Linked DNA regions of Homo sapiens: region 1 is linked to region 2. Evidence: chromatin contacts called from ENCODE Hi-C data. All regions are on one chromosome and are shown on one strand. The core of a region is the stretch at or near the end of the contact, and the rest is flanking DNA. Distances in the headings are between cores, read along the strand shown. Region 1 holds the start of GGCX (gamma-glutamyl carboxylase). Region 2 holds the start of IMMT (inner membrane mitochondrial protein).

What was found. A loop is a pair of places that touch in the nucleus more often than their neighbours do. Pooled maps may share reads with other maps.
Region 1: a map with no recorded cell type shows a loop between it and region 2 (7-fold over the local background). The contact joins the promoter of GGCX here to the promoter of IMMT in region 2. A Hi-C loop is called at or near these places in 1 of 37 single-sample maps with no recorded cell type and 6 of 50 pooled maps.

The regions. Positions count from the first base shown.
Region 1 is chr2:85,559,335-85,565,137 of GRCh38, forward strand. It overlaps GGCX (gamma-glutamyl carboxylase), which reads right to left and starts at 2,159. Exons shown (of 15, transcript NM_000821.7): 1 at 2,052-2,159; 2 at 1,481-1,651. The coding sequence starts at 2,094. RefSeq lists an enhancer at 2,133-2,362.
Region 2 is chr2:86,191,779-86,198,188 of GRCh38, forward strand. It overlaps IMMT (inner membrane mitochondrial protein), which reads right to left and starts at 3,684. Exons shown (of 15, transcript NM_006839.3): 1 at 3,560-3,684. The coding sequence starts at 3,604. It overlaps MIR4779 (microRNA 4779), which reads right to left and starts at 1,330; the gene lies at 1,248-1,330. RefSeq lists enhancers at 3,185-3,234, 3,355-3,534, 3,555-3,674.

The sequences.
Region 1 (5,803 bases), core at 909-3,408, 630 kb before region 2:
ATTAAATTACAGAAATGCACAAAATGCTATAAAAACTGTTAGGGTCTTGACAGCTATAAAGATCCATCCTATTGAGCTTCAGAAAGTGCTCTGGGAGGCCAGGCACGGTGGCTCACGCCTGTAATCCCAGCACTTTAGGAGGCTGAGGTGGGCAGATCACCTGAGGTTGGGAGTTCGAAACCAGCCTGACCAACATGGAAAAACCCCGTCTCTACTTAAAATACAAAAAAATTAGCCAGGTGTGGTGGCGCATGCCTGTAATCCCAGCTACTCGGGAAGCTGAAGCAGGAGAATCACTTGAACCTGGGAGGCGGAGGTTGCAGTGAGCCGAGATCACACCATTGCACTCCAGCCTGGGCAACAAGATCGAAACTCCGTCTCAAAAAAAGAAAGAAAGAAAGAAAGAAAGTGCTCTGGGAGTGCTTCTCAACCTTTTCTGCTTCCTGGCACACTCCAAAAACAGTTGCATTTCGTCAACACCCTGGGAATAAACAGAAGAGGCTACTCAGATCAGGAAGCCAGCTTGAGATAAAGCAGGGTTTCTCAACTTCAGGACTAGTCACATTTTGGGCTGGTTAATTATTTATTGAGGGGATTATCCAATGCACTACAGGACATTTAGGAGCACTCCCTGACCTCTATAGAGATGCCAGCAGCCACCTATTCTTCCTCCCCCAAGTTGTGACAACTAAAAATGTCTCTAAACATTGCCAAATGTCTCCCAGGGAGCAAAACTCCCTCCAGTTGAGAACTACTGGGCTAAGGGGACTAATATCTCTGCACATCTGTAAACCATTCCAAGCACACCATGCTGCGGCCTCAGTTAAGAAGCTCTTGATTAGGGAGTCACAGCCAAAAGGTATGGTCCCTGTGGCCCCCTGCTCTGTTTCTCTGAGTCTTCTGGGCAACTTCATGCCACAAGCAAAATGGGTCACTGCTGCCTCGCCTCTACATATCATATAGCATTTCTAGCTGGGTACGGTGGCTCACACCTGTAATCCCAGCACTTTGGGAGGCCGAGGCAGGCGGATCACCTGAGGTCAGGAGTTTGAGACCAGCCTGGCCAACATGGTGAAACCCCGTCTCTACTAAAAACACACATACAAAAAAAATAAAAAATTAGCCGGGTGTGGTGGTGGGCGCCTGTAATCCCAGCTACTCGGGAGACTGAGGGAGGAGAATCGCTTTAACCCGGGTGGCGGAGGTTACAGTGAGCCGAGATAGCGCCATTGCACTCCAGCTTGGGCAACAAGAGCGAAAGTCCGTCTAAGGAAAAAAAAAAAAGCATTTCTGGCCACCAAGTAAATCCTAACTGTAGGAGACAAAGCAGGTTTAATCCTAAACTTCGCAAAGACCTCTTCTTTTATACCAATGTCTTCAGCTCTGAGGAAAAGGGAGCTAAGTCTACTTGCAACCAAAAAATAGAGATTGTCATTCTCCACTCTCAACCAAATTGCTCCCACCCATAAACTGGACTCACCAAAAAGAAAACGAAAGACAGCTAAGCTTGCAGGGTCCGTTGGTCGATTCAGCAGGGTCACCAGCCTCCGCCAACTGGACAAATCTGTCCACTCAAAACCCAAGAGTTTCCCTATTCGGCTGTCCTGCCTGGGCCCTGAGATCAGTTCAGCCTTGTCTTTCTGTACTTTATCTGCAATCAATAAATGGAGAAAATATGTGTGCGGGGGTGGGCTCCACCTCAAATCAAAGAAATCACTGCACCAACAGCTCAGAGCTTCCGCCCACCCGGGTCGGCTCAATGAGGTTGCCTCAATGATCTGACTATAGGAAACATCCCTGCAGTGCAGCCCCCTCTCCACGATCCCCTAATGTCCCAGAACCCCTCAGACTACAGTCCCCTAACCGCAGTGTTCCCGAATGTCATCATCATTCAGAAGCCGCAGGCTGCAAATGTCTCACAGCACGCCCCCTTCCCCACAGAGGACCCCCCCCCCGCCTCACCGGGAGACACTGGGCGTCCTCCCGCCCCCGCCCCTCTGAGACCAGCGCTCCTAGGAACTCTCCGCCGGAGGGCGGGGTCCTAAGCCTACCTGAGCTGGGCGAGGTCCGCGCGGACCCGGCAGACACCGCCATTGCTCTGCGGAGGAGGCAGGTGGGTCACAGCTGCCGCGTCTGAACGGAGGCCGCCAGGAGAATTTGCTTCCCTAGGCTCCGCCTCCCGACGCGTCAGCGGCTGTGCGGCCGGCCGCAAAGCGCCAGCACTGTCGTAAATACTACCCACGACCGGCGGCGCCGGATTCCTTGCTTGGCGGCAGGGGGCGGAACAAGGAGCCTTGGAGCGGGGCAAAGGTACCCCTTAGTGCCGTTGATCTCCAGGGGCATTGTTAGACTCGCCTGTTATGCCTTCCGAGGGGGCCTCTGCTTTTTAAACACTGAAAAGAGTCTGAGTTCCCCAACTTCCTTGGGTCCTCCCCGACCCCATTAGTCCTCTCCGTCCCTGCGTCCCTGCGGTGCTCTCTGGTGTGAGGGATCGGGCGCAAAGGGCAAACTTTTTGTCAGAGTGACGCCGAGTTGAGGACGCGCCTGGAAATGTTGCCTGGGTTTTGAGCCATTGCACGACCCCTTCACTTTCTTTTCCAGGACCTGCAAAGAACCGAGGTTTCAAAGCAGTAGGGGCCGGGCACTGCTCTCGCTTGTAATCCCAACAGTTTGGAAGGCCAATGCGGGAGGATCGATAAAGAAAAAAAAAAAAGGCAACAACAAAAAAAGAAAAAACACTAAAAAAAAAGTTAGCTGTGTGTCGTGGCGCGCTCCTGTGGTTTCAGCTACTCGGGAGGCTGAGGTGGGAGGTTCGCTTGAGCCCAGTAGTTCGAGGCTGCAGGGAGCTGTGATCGCACCACTGCACTCCAGCCTGGGGGACACAGTGAGACCCCGTCTCAAAAAAAAAAAAAAAAAAAAACAAGCCGGGTGCGGCAGCAAGCCTGTAATCCCAGCACTTTGAGAGGCCAAGGCGGGCGGATCACTTGAAGTCAGGAGTTAAAGACCAGCCTGGCCAACATGGTGAAACCCCGTCTGTACTAAAAATACAAAAATAATCCGGGCATGGTGGCGTGCGCCTGTAATCCCAGCTACTCGGGAGGCTGAGGCAGGAGAATCGCTTGAACCTAGGAGGCGGAGGTTGCAGTGAGCCAAGATCGCGCTACTGCACTCCAGCCTGGGCGACAGAGTGAGACTCCGTCTCAAAAAACAAAAAACGAAAAAGAAAGAGAAAGAAAAGAAAAGGCGGGAAGAAAAGAAAGAAAGAAAATTAAAAGCAGCCAGGGAAACAGGAACAACATAACTGAAGAGGGGATACAGAGCAAGGGCAGTGAGTAGAGTGTGGCCCATCAGGGAAGGTTCTCAGAGGTGAGTCTGGAGCAGAATTAAATACCTAAATCTCTCCACTGGGATTAGCCAGCAGGAAAAGAAGAAGGCATCCCAGAGAAGCGGTTCTCAAACAGTTGGGTCTTGGGAACCATTTACAGTGTTAGAAATTATAGAAGACCCTAAAAGCTTTGTTTATGTGGATTATATCTTTCAATATTTGCCGTATTAGAAATTTTTTTGGCCGGGCGCGGTGGCTCACGCCTGTAATCCCAGCACTTTGGGAGGACGAGGCGAGTGGATCACGAGGTCAGGAGATCGAGACCATCCTGGCTAACACGGTGAAACCCCGTCTCTACTAAAAATACAAAAAATTATCCGGGCGTGGTGGCAGGCGCCTGCAGTCCCAGCTACTCGAGAGGCTGAGGCAGGAGAATGGCGTGAACCCAGGAGGTAGAGCTTGCAGTGAGCCGAGATCGCACCACTGCCCTCCAGCCTGGGCGACAGAGCAAGACGCCGTCCTGAAAAAAAAAATTTTTTTTTTTGAGGCCAGGCGCGGTGGCTCACGCCTGTAATTCCAGCACTTTGGGAGGCCGAGGCGGTTGGATCACTTAAGGTCAGCAATTTGAAATCAGCCTCGCCAACATGGTAAAACCCCGTCTCTACTAAAAATACAAAAAAAATGAGCCGGGTGTGGTGGCAGGCGTCTATAATCCCAGCTACTCAGAAGGCTGAGACAGGAGAATCACTTGTACCCGGGAGGTGGAGGTTGCAGTGATCCAAGATCGAACCACTGCACTCCAGCCTGGGTGACAGAGTAAGACTCTGTCTCAAAAAAAAAAAAAAAAAAAAAAGGCCGGGCACGGTGGCTCACACCTGTAATCCCAGCACTTTGGGAGGCTGAGGCAGGTGGATCACAAAGTCAGGAGTTCGAGACCAGCTTGACCAATACGGTGAAACCCCGTCTTTACTAAAAATACAAAAATTAGCCGGGTGTGGTGGCACGTGCCTGTAATCCCACCTACTGGGGAGGCTGAGGCAGGAGAATCGGTTGAACCCGGGAGGCAGAGGTTGCAGTGATCCCAGATTGCGCCACTGTACTCCAGCCAGGGTGAAAGAGCAAGACTCCATCTCAAAAAAAAAAAAAAGCTTTCTAACTTCTACTACAAAGGAAAAAAAATGGCATGTTTCTGTAGTCTCAGCTATTCCCAGCTTTTCTGGAGGCTGAAGCAAGACAATCACTTTAGTTCAGGAGTTTAAGACTAGCCGGGGCAACATAATGGGATCCATCTCAAGGAAAAAAAAAAAAAGCTATCAAGCCATTAGAAAACATGGAGGAACCTTAAATTCATATTGCTAAGCGAAAGAAATCAATGTGGAAAGACTACAAACTATGATTCCATCCATATGACATATATATATGTATTTTTTTGAGTCAAGGTCTTGCTATGTTGCCCAAGATGGTCTTAAACTTCTGGTCTCAAGCAATCCTCCTGCTCAGCCTTCCAAAGTGCTGGGATTACAGGCATGAGGCAGTGCGTTTGGCCCCAACTGTATGATATTCTGAAAAGGCTAAACTATGGAGATAATAAAAAGATCAGTGACTGCCAGGGAAGTGGAGTTGGGGGGAGGAAGGGATGGTAGGTGGAGCACAGGGGAGTTTTACAGAAGTGAAACTATTTTGTATGATGTAATAGTGTCATGGTGGATACATGTCATACTTGTGTGTGGAAAAGAGTAAAGCCTAATGTAACTTATGGACTTAGTTAATTATAATGTATCAATATGGACTATGTTTTTTTGTTTGTTTGTTTTTTGAGACGGAGTTTCCCCCTTGTTGCCCAGGCTGGAGTGCAATGATGCGATCTCGGCTCACTGCAACCTCTGCCTCCCAGTTTCAAGCGATTCTCCTGCCTCAGCCTCCTGAGTAGCTGGGATTACAGGCACCCGCTTCCACGCCCAGCTAATTTTTTGTATTTTTAGTAGAGATGGGTTTTCACTATGTTGACCAGGCTGGTCTTGAACTCCTGACCTCAGGCGATCCACCCGCCTCGGCCTCCCAAAGTGCTGAGATTACAGGCATGAGCCACCGCGCCCGGCTGGGCTATGTTAATAATATACCAATACTGGCTCATCAGTTGTAACAAATGTACCACACTAATGCAAAAAGTTAATAATAGGAAAAATGGGGAGCCTGAAGGGGGATATGGGAACTCTCGGTACTTTCTTCTTCTTCTTTTTTTTTTTTTCTTTTCTTTTTTTTGAGACAGAGTCTCCCTCTGTCGCCTAGGCTGGAGGGGCAGTGTCACAATCTTGACTCACTGCAGCCTTGTCCTTCTGGGCTCAAGTGATCCTTCAACCTCAGCCTCCCAAGTAGCTGGACTACAGGCGTGCACCACTGTGCCTGGCTAATTTTTTTTATTTTTTGTAGAGACGGGGTTTCACCATCTTGCCCAGCCTGGTCTCAAACTCCTGAGCT
Region 2 (6,410 bases), core at 2,434-4,933:
GTGGCAGGCGCCTGTAGTCCCAGCTACTTGGGAGGCTGAGGCAGGAGAATGGCATGAACCCGGGAGGCGGAGCTTGCAGTGTGCTGAAATGGCGCCACTGCACTCCAGCCTGGGTGACAGAGCAAGACTCCATCTCAAAAAAAATTAATAAATAAATAATAAATCTTCCTAGGCTGGGCACTATGGCTCACGCCTGTAATCCCAGCACTTTGGGGAGGAGAAGGTGGGGATATTGCTTGAGCCCAGAAGTTCAAAATGAGCTGGAACAACATTGCGAGATCCCATCTCTACTAAAAGTCCAAAACATTGGCTGGGCATGGTGGCATAAGCCTGTAGTCCCAGCTACTCAGGAGGTGAGGTGGGAGGATCGCTTAAGCCCAGGAGATTGAGACTGCAATGAGTTATGATCACACTGCTGTACTCCAGCCTGGGCAACAGAATGAGACCCTATCTCTACACACACACACACACCCTTATTGTTTCTGTTTCTCTGGAGAATCTGAATATATAATCAGAGGTTTGAAAATCTATGGGATGTTTAAAGGGAGGTCACATCCACTTACACAGATTAAGAAAAATTCCACTTTGGGAGGCCGAGGTGGGCATATCACTTGAGCCCAGAAGCTGAAGACCAGCCTGGGAAACATAATGAGACCCCATCTCTAAAAAATCTTTTTAAATTAAAAAAAAATTCATGAACACATTCATTCTTTCATTTATATATGTCATAAACATTCACTGAGCATCTACTTGGAGCCAGGGACTATTGTTAATACTGGAAATACAGCAGTAAATATGGACACAGTTCCATTGTGGAGCTTACTTTTTAAAGGTGGAAACTGTGTAATAAATACACATTATAACATCAGGTAGTGCTAGGAGCTACAAAGTATAACAAAGTAGGATGGGGTAAAGATATAGTGATACAAGGAAGGCAAGAGTAGTCAGAATTCTATTTTGGATCAGGATGCCCTCTCTGAAGGGAAGGTGACATTTGAGAAATTAACTGAAGGGAATAAGTTAAGCAAACCTGTGAGAAGAGTTCAGGGCAAAAGAAACACCTGATGAAAAGGCAGTGAGGCACATGCTGGAGATTACCAGGAGAATCTGAGTGAGGCAGTAGAAAAATGAAATATGAGAAGAGTCAGATCAAGGGCCCATGGTAAGCAGTTTAGATTTTATTTTGAATGTGATGCGATGTCTCCAAAGAGCATGACCTCATGTTTGCCTTTTAAAAAGCCTTTTACTAAATGTCTTACTGCTTTTACTATTCCCTCCTAGAGTAAAGAATGGACTCTAGGAGGGAACAGTAAAAGCAGTAAGACATTTAAGAAGATGGGGTTGGCTGGGCACGGTGGCTCGTGCCTATATTCCCAGCATTTTGGGAGGCAGAAGTGGGAGGATCATTTGAGCCCAGGAGTTCGAGACCAGCCTGGCCAACACAGAGAGACTCCGTCTCTACAAAAATTTTTTAAAAAATTAGCCAGGGATGGTGGCACATGCCTGTGGTCCCAGCTACTCAGGAGGCTGAGGTAAGAGGATTGCTTGCGCTCAGGAGGTCAAGGCTGCAGTGAGCCATGACTGTGCCACTGCACTCCAGCCTGGGTGACAAAGTGAGACTCCGTATCCAAAAAAAAAAAAAGAAAGATGGGGTTTAATAAAGTGGAAAGGATCTTGACAAGTGAGATATTCTGGATACGTTGATACAATCAAATACGACGAGGCTAGAGAGTCACCTGCTTGGGGATTAAAGTTCTGAGAGTTGATGTAATCTCAAATTAGAGAGTCTATAAAGAGACAGGAAGAGATGAGAAGGTGTATATTTCGAGGTACAAAGCAGAAGCAGACTCAGTAAAGGAAAACAAGAGAGATGGGACCCAAAATATTACTTGAGAGAAGCCAAAAGTACAAAGAGCCTCATAAAGCAGCAATGTCAAATGCTACAGAATTAAGGAGATGGTGAGAATAAACCAAAGAATTTTACAAGACAGCAATTTCAAGAAGCTTAGACATCTTGATTCAGAGCTATAAAAGGGTTCATTTTTTATTACCAAGTTTTAATTAGTTTTCTTAATTCCCAAATGGGATCCCAAAAAGTTGACTCTGAATTAACTGAAAAGGAGGTCATCCAGGTGGGCCTGGTCTAATCACATAAGCCTTTTAAATCTGGGTCTAGAGAGGAAAGACCAAAGTAAAAGAAATTTGGAAGTCAGAGAGGCAAGCTCCTGGTAGCCTGCACGAAAGCAAACATCAATGTTATGAATGGCCTCTAGAGGCCTTGAGGCAAGGAACTGTAGGCAGGCTGTAGAAGCTGGGAGCAGTGGCTGGCAAGAGGCAGCAAGAAAAGAAGTACTTCAGTCCTGTAACTGCAAGGGACTGAATTCTGCCAACAAACTGCATGAGCCTGGAAGAGGACCCTGATCTCCAAATGAGAACCACAGCATGGCTAATACTTTGCAGCCTTATGTGACCTGGAGCGGAGAACACAGATCATCCGTGCCCAGACTTCTATCCTACAGAACCCGTAAGGTCATTCATGGGTGTTGTTTTAAGCTGCTAAATTTGTGGTATTTGTTACGCAGCAATAGAAAACTAACACAGGTTCGTTCCACTTTCCTATGGAAGGGGCTGCTTCTGTTACCTAGCAGCAAATAGGAAGAGAAGCGAACTTGAAAAAACAAAGCTTGACTTTTATGATCTCTAACTCACTATTCCTAGGGATTCTGTTCAATTACTGCTTGAGTCACAGTACTTGGTTTGCTATCTACATTTTGCCAAAATATCAACTTCCTGAAAATCATGAGCAGTGGAAACAGGCTTTTTAATTTTCAATTTTAGAAAGTAACTTTGGCAATTACGCAAAACTAGAAGTAACTGGGTATTTAGGCTCCTTGAATGTCAAAGTAGTCCCAGCGCCTGGAGACACAGATCCCTGCCCTAATCTCAGAAATGAGCCACAAGGTCATGACTCCTGTCTTTCCTTGAAGACCAGGAGTTTCAGCTCCACAAATGAAAATCTTTCGCTTTTGTTTGGATTAAGAATAACTCAGAAGTGTTCTCAGCTGCGAAAAGAAAGGCACTCCCTCCCAGATAATTACAACCTTGACCCCTAAAATGTGGACTCTCGCTAGAAGTCCAGGCACCTCCTTATTAAGGATGCAACAAGCCGCCGCTCCGCTCGTCCTGACGGGAACTGTAGTTCTCGCCCGTCGACCTTCAGCACTGAAAACCTATCGCGCGCCCAACCGGCGACCCAGACGCCAGCAGCCAGGATTGGTCCTGGACGGGGGCAGCGCGGCCCTGATTGGACTACATGCCCACGAAGCCGCGCCTCCCGCTACTCTCCACACCCCACCCCGCTGCTGCAATAACCTCAAGTCATCCCAGTCCGGCGAACTCCCTGGTGGCTGCCTAGCTGCCCGCCCGGGCCTCTCCCGACGAGGGTGGCCCTGAGGCTCGCCTTTGTCCTGGAGGCTAGGCAGCGACCAAGGCTCCCCCGTTTTTCGCTGACGGTTCTAGTTCAGCCTCCTCACGCGCCTCCGGGAGCCCCAGTGCTCACCTGGGCGGCGGCGGTCACACCCGATAACTGACAGGCCCGCAGCATCTCGGTCAAGCGGACGGCGCTGCTGGTGGACTCGAGCTGCCGCGGCGGCGCGAGTTAAGTGGAGGCGTGCTTGCGTGTGTGCGTGCCCGCGTCCGCGCCCGGCGCACCGGAAGCACAGCGGACGCCACTGCGCACGCGCGGCCCCTTCTACCGTCCCCGACTCCGCGGCTCTTAGAGGGTGGGCTGTGTCCCGGCTGCGGAAACGCCAACTCCAGGCGATTGGCGCGAAGGAGGCGAAAAGGGCGGATTCCCTTTCCGGGTCGCGCCCGGGCTGCAGGTCCTTATCCGGAAGGGGTTACTAGGTGAACACTGCCGGAGGGAGAGCGCTCTGAAATCCATTCTTCAGCCGCACGTGGAAAATGGACAGCTGTGACTCTTAAAGAGAATTAAAGCAACAAAGCATCTCAGCCTGCTCTATGAGCTGGATATTTCGTAGGAAGGAGCCGATTTGGCGAAAGTTACGTAAACAATGGAATTGTCTCAGTTTGCGCCTTTGTTTCGTTTGACAGCCCTCCAGGGAGTCATAGTGATTGCTGGAGACGGTGAACTAACACTGTGGGGACCCTTGTGCTAAACGTGTCAAGTGGCACAACAAGGATAGGAACACGGGTCCTTTGGACTCCACAGCTTCTGCTCCTTCCAGATTAAGCCACACTGCTTTCTCCAAGTTGTTACTGTAGTAACATCATTTTGGCTGCAGTTTGTGGATGGGTTGGAAGATGGGAAGTCAATGCAGAAGCACCGTTGAAAGTATTCCACTGGGCAGGGCGCGGTGGCTCACGCTTGTAATCCCAGTACTTCGGGAGGCCGAAGCGGGAGGATCGCTTGAGCCCAGAGGTTCGATACCAGGCTGGGCAACACAGTGAGACCTCGTCTCTATATAGAAAAATAAACAAACAAAAAATTTAAAAAGAAAAGTAGGGCCAGGAGCTATGACTCACGCCTGTAATCCCAGCACTTTGGGAGGCCAAGGCGGGTGGATCGCCTGAGGTCAGGAATTCGAGACCAGCCTGGCCAAAATAGTGAAACCCCGTCTTTACTAAAAATACAAAAAATTAGCTGGGCATGGTGGCGGGTGCCTGTAATCCCAGCTACTCGGGAGGCTGAGGCAGGAGAATTGCTTGAGCCCGGGAGGCGGAGGTTGCAGTGAGCCGAGATCACGCCATTGCACTCCAGCCTGGGCAACAAGAGCGAAACTCTGTCTCAAAAAACAAAAGTATTCCATTGATTCTGTAATCAAAATAAAACACGTTAAATATTAAGCATGGTATTAATACTCCATGTATACTCCAGAATTAATATGTTCGTATTAATACTATTAGCATCTTATTGCAATATCGTGGAAACTAACTTTTCTATCTTCTATTGGATTTGCAAAGTATTCCAAGTCTTAACTGGGTAATTTATTACAATATGTATTCTCTCTAGAGGTAGACTGCGCTATGACTTGTAGCATGGAGAGATGGACTTGAAAATTATCTGAAAGCAATAGTTATGTTTGTATATGTTCTATGTTCTATGGTTTTTAGGGGACTACAGTAATTACATATGTTTCATATCTCTTTCACTTAGCTTCCAGAGCAGTCTCCCGTTTTCTTTAGTAATTTTAGCAATTGAATTGCTGCCTCCCTGCCCACTGCTGTCATGCCCAGTGGTGCCGGTGTGATGACTTTTCTAACACCCTTGTCTTTGAACTTCTTAATGCCAGTGAACGCTTTCATCCTGCTTCAGTCATGTGGTGCCCGTGTGATGACTTTTCTAACACCCTTGGCTTTGAATTTGTCAATGCCAGTGAATGTTTTCATCCTGCTTCAGTCATGTACGTCACAGCCACAACTTGCGCCTGAACATCATTAGCAACCTCTCTAGCTTCAAGATCTCAAACCTCAAAATTAGCCTCCCAACCCCTCATAACCTACGTGGAGAGTCCTCACTCTCCACTTGGAAGTTGTCAATATTTTTGCTTTAAAATGTTATCAGGCAGGCCAGGCGCTGTGGCTCACACCTGTAATCCCAGCACTTTGGGAGGCTGACGCGGGCGGATCACCTGAGGTCAGGAATTCGAGACCAGCCTGGCCAACATGGTGAAACCCCGTCTCTACTAAAAATACAAAAATTAGCTAGGCTTGGTGGTGCGCGCCTGTAATCCCAGCTATGTGGGAAGCTGAAGAAGGAGAATCACTTGAACCTGGGAAGCAGAGGTTGCAGTGAGCCAAGATCACACCACTGCACTCCAGCCTGGGGGACAAAGCGAAACTCCGTCTCAAAAAAAAAAAATTTGTTACCAGGGGCTGGGTGTGGTGGCTCATATCCCGGCATTTTGGCAGACTGAGGTGGGAGGATCACTTGAGCCCAGGAGTTTGAGACCTGCCTGAGCAAAAGAGTGAGACCTCTCCCAGCACTTTGGGAGGCCGAGGCGGGCGGATCATGAGGTCGGGAGATCGAGACCATCCTGGCTAACACGGTGAAACCCCGTCTCTACTAAAAAAAATAATAATAATACAAAAAATTAGCTGGGTGTGGTGGCAGGCACCTGTAGTCCCAGCTACTTGGGAGGCTGAGGCGGAGAATGGTGTGAACCCGGGAGGCGGAGCTTGCAGAGAGCCAAGATCGCACCACTGCACTCCAGCCTGGGCAACAGAGCGAGAGTCTGTCTCCAAAAAAAAAAAAAAAAAAAAAAAAAAAAAAAAAAGTGAAACCTCATCTCTATAAACAATTTTTTTAAATTAGCAGGGGATGATTGTGCATGCCTGTGGTGCCAGCTACTTGGAAGGCTGTGGTGGGAGGATCCCTTGAGCTCAGGAAT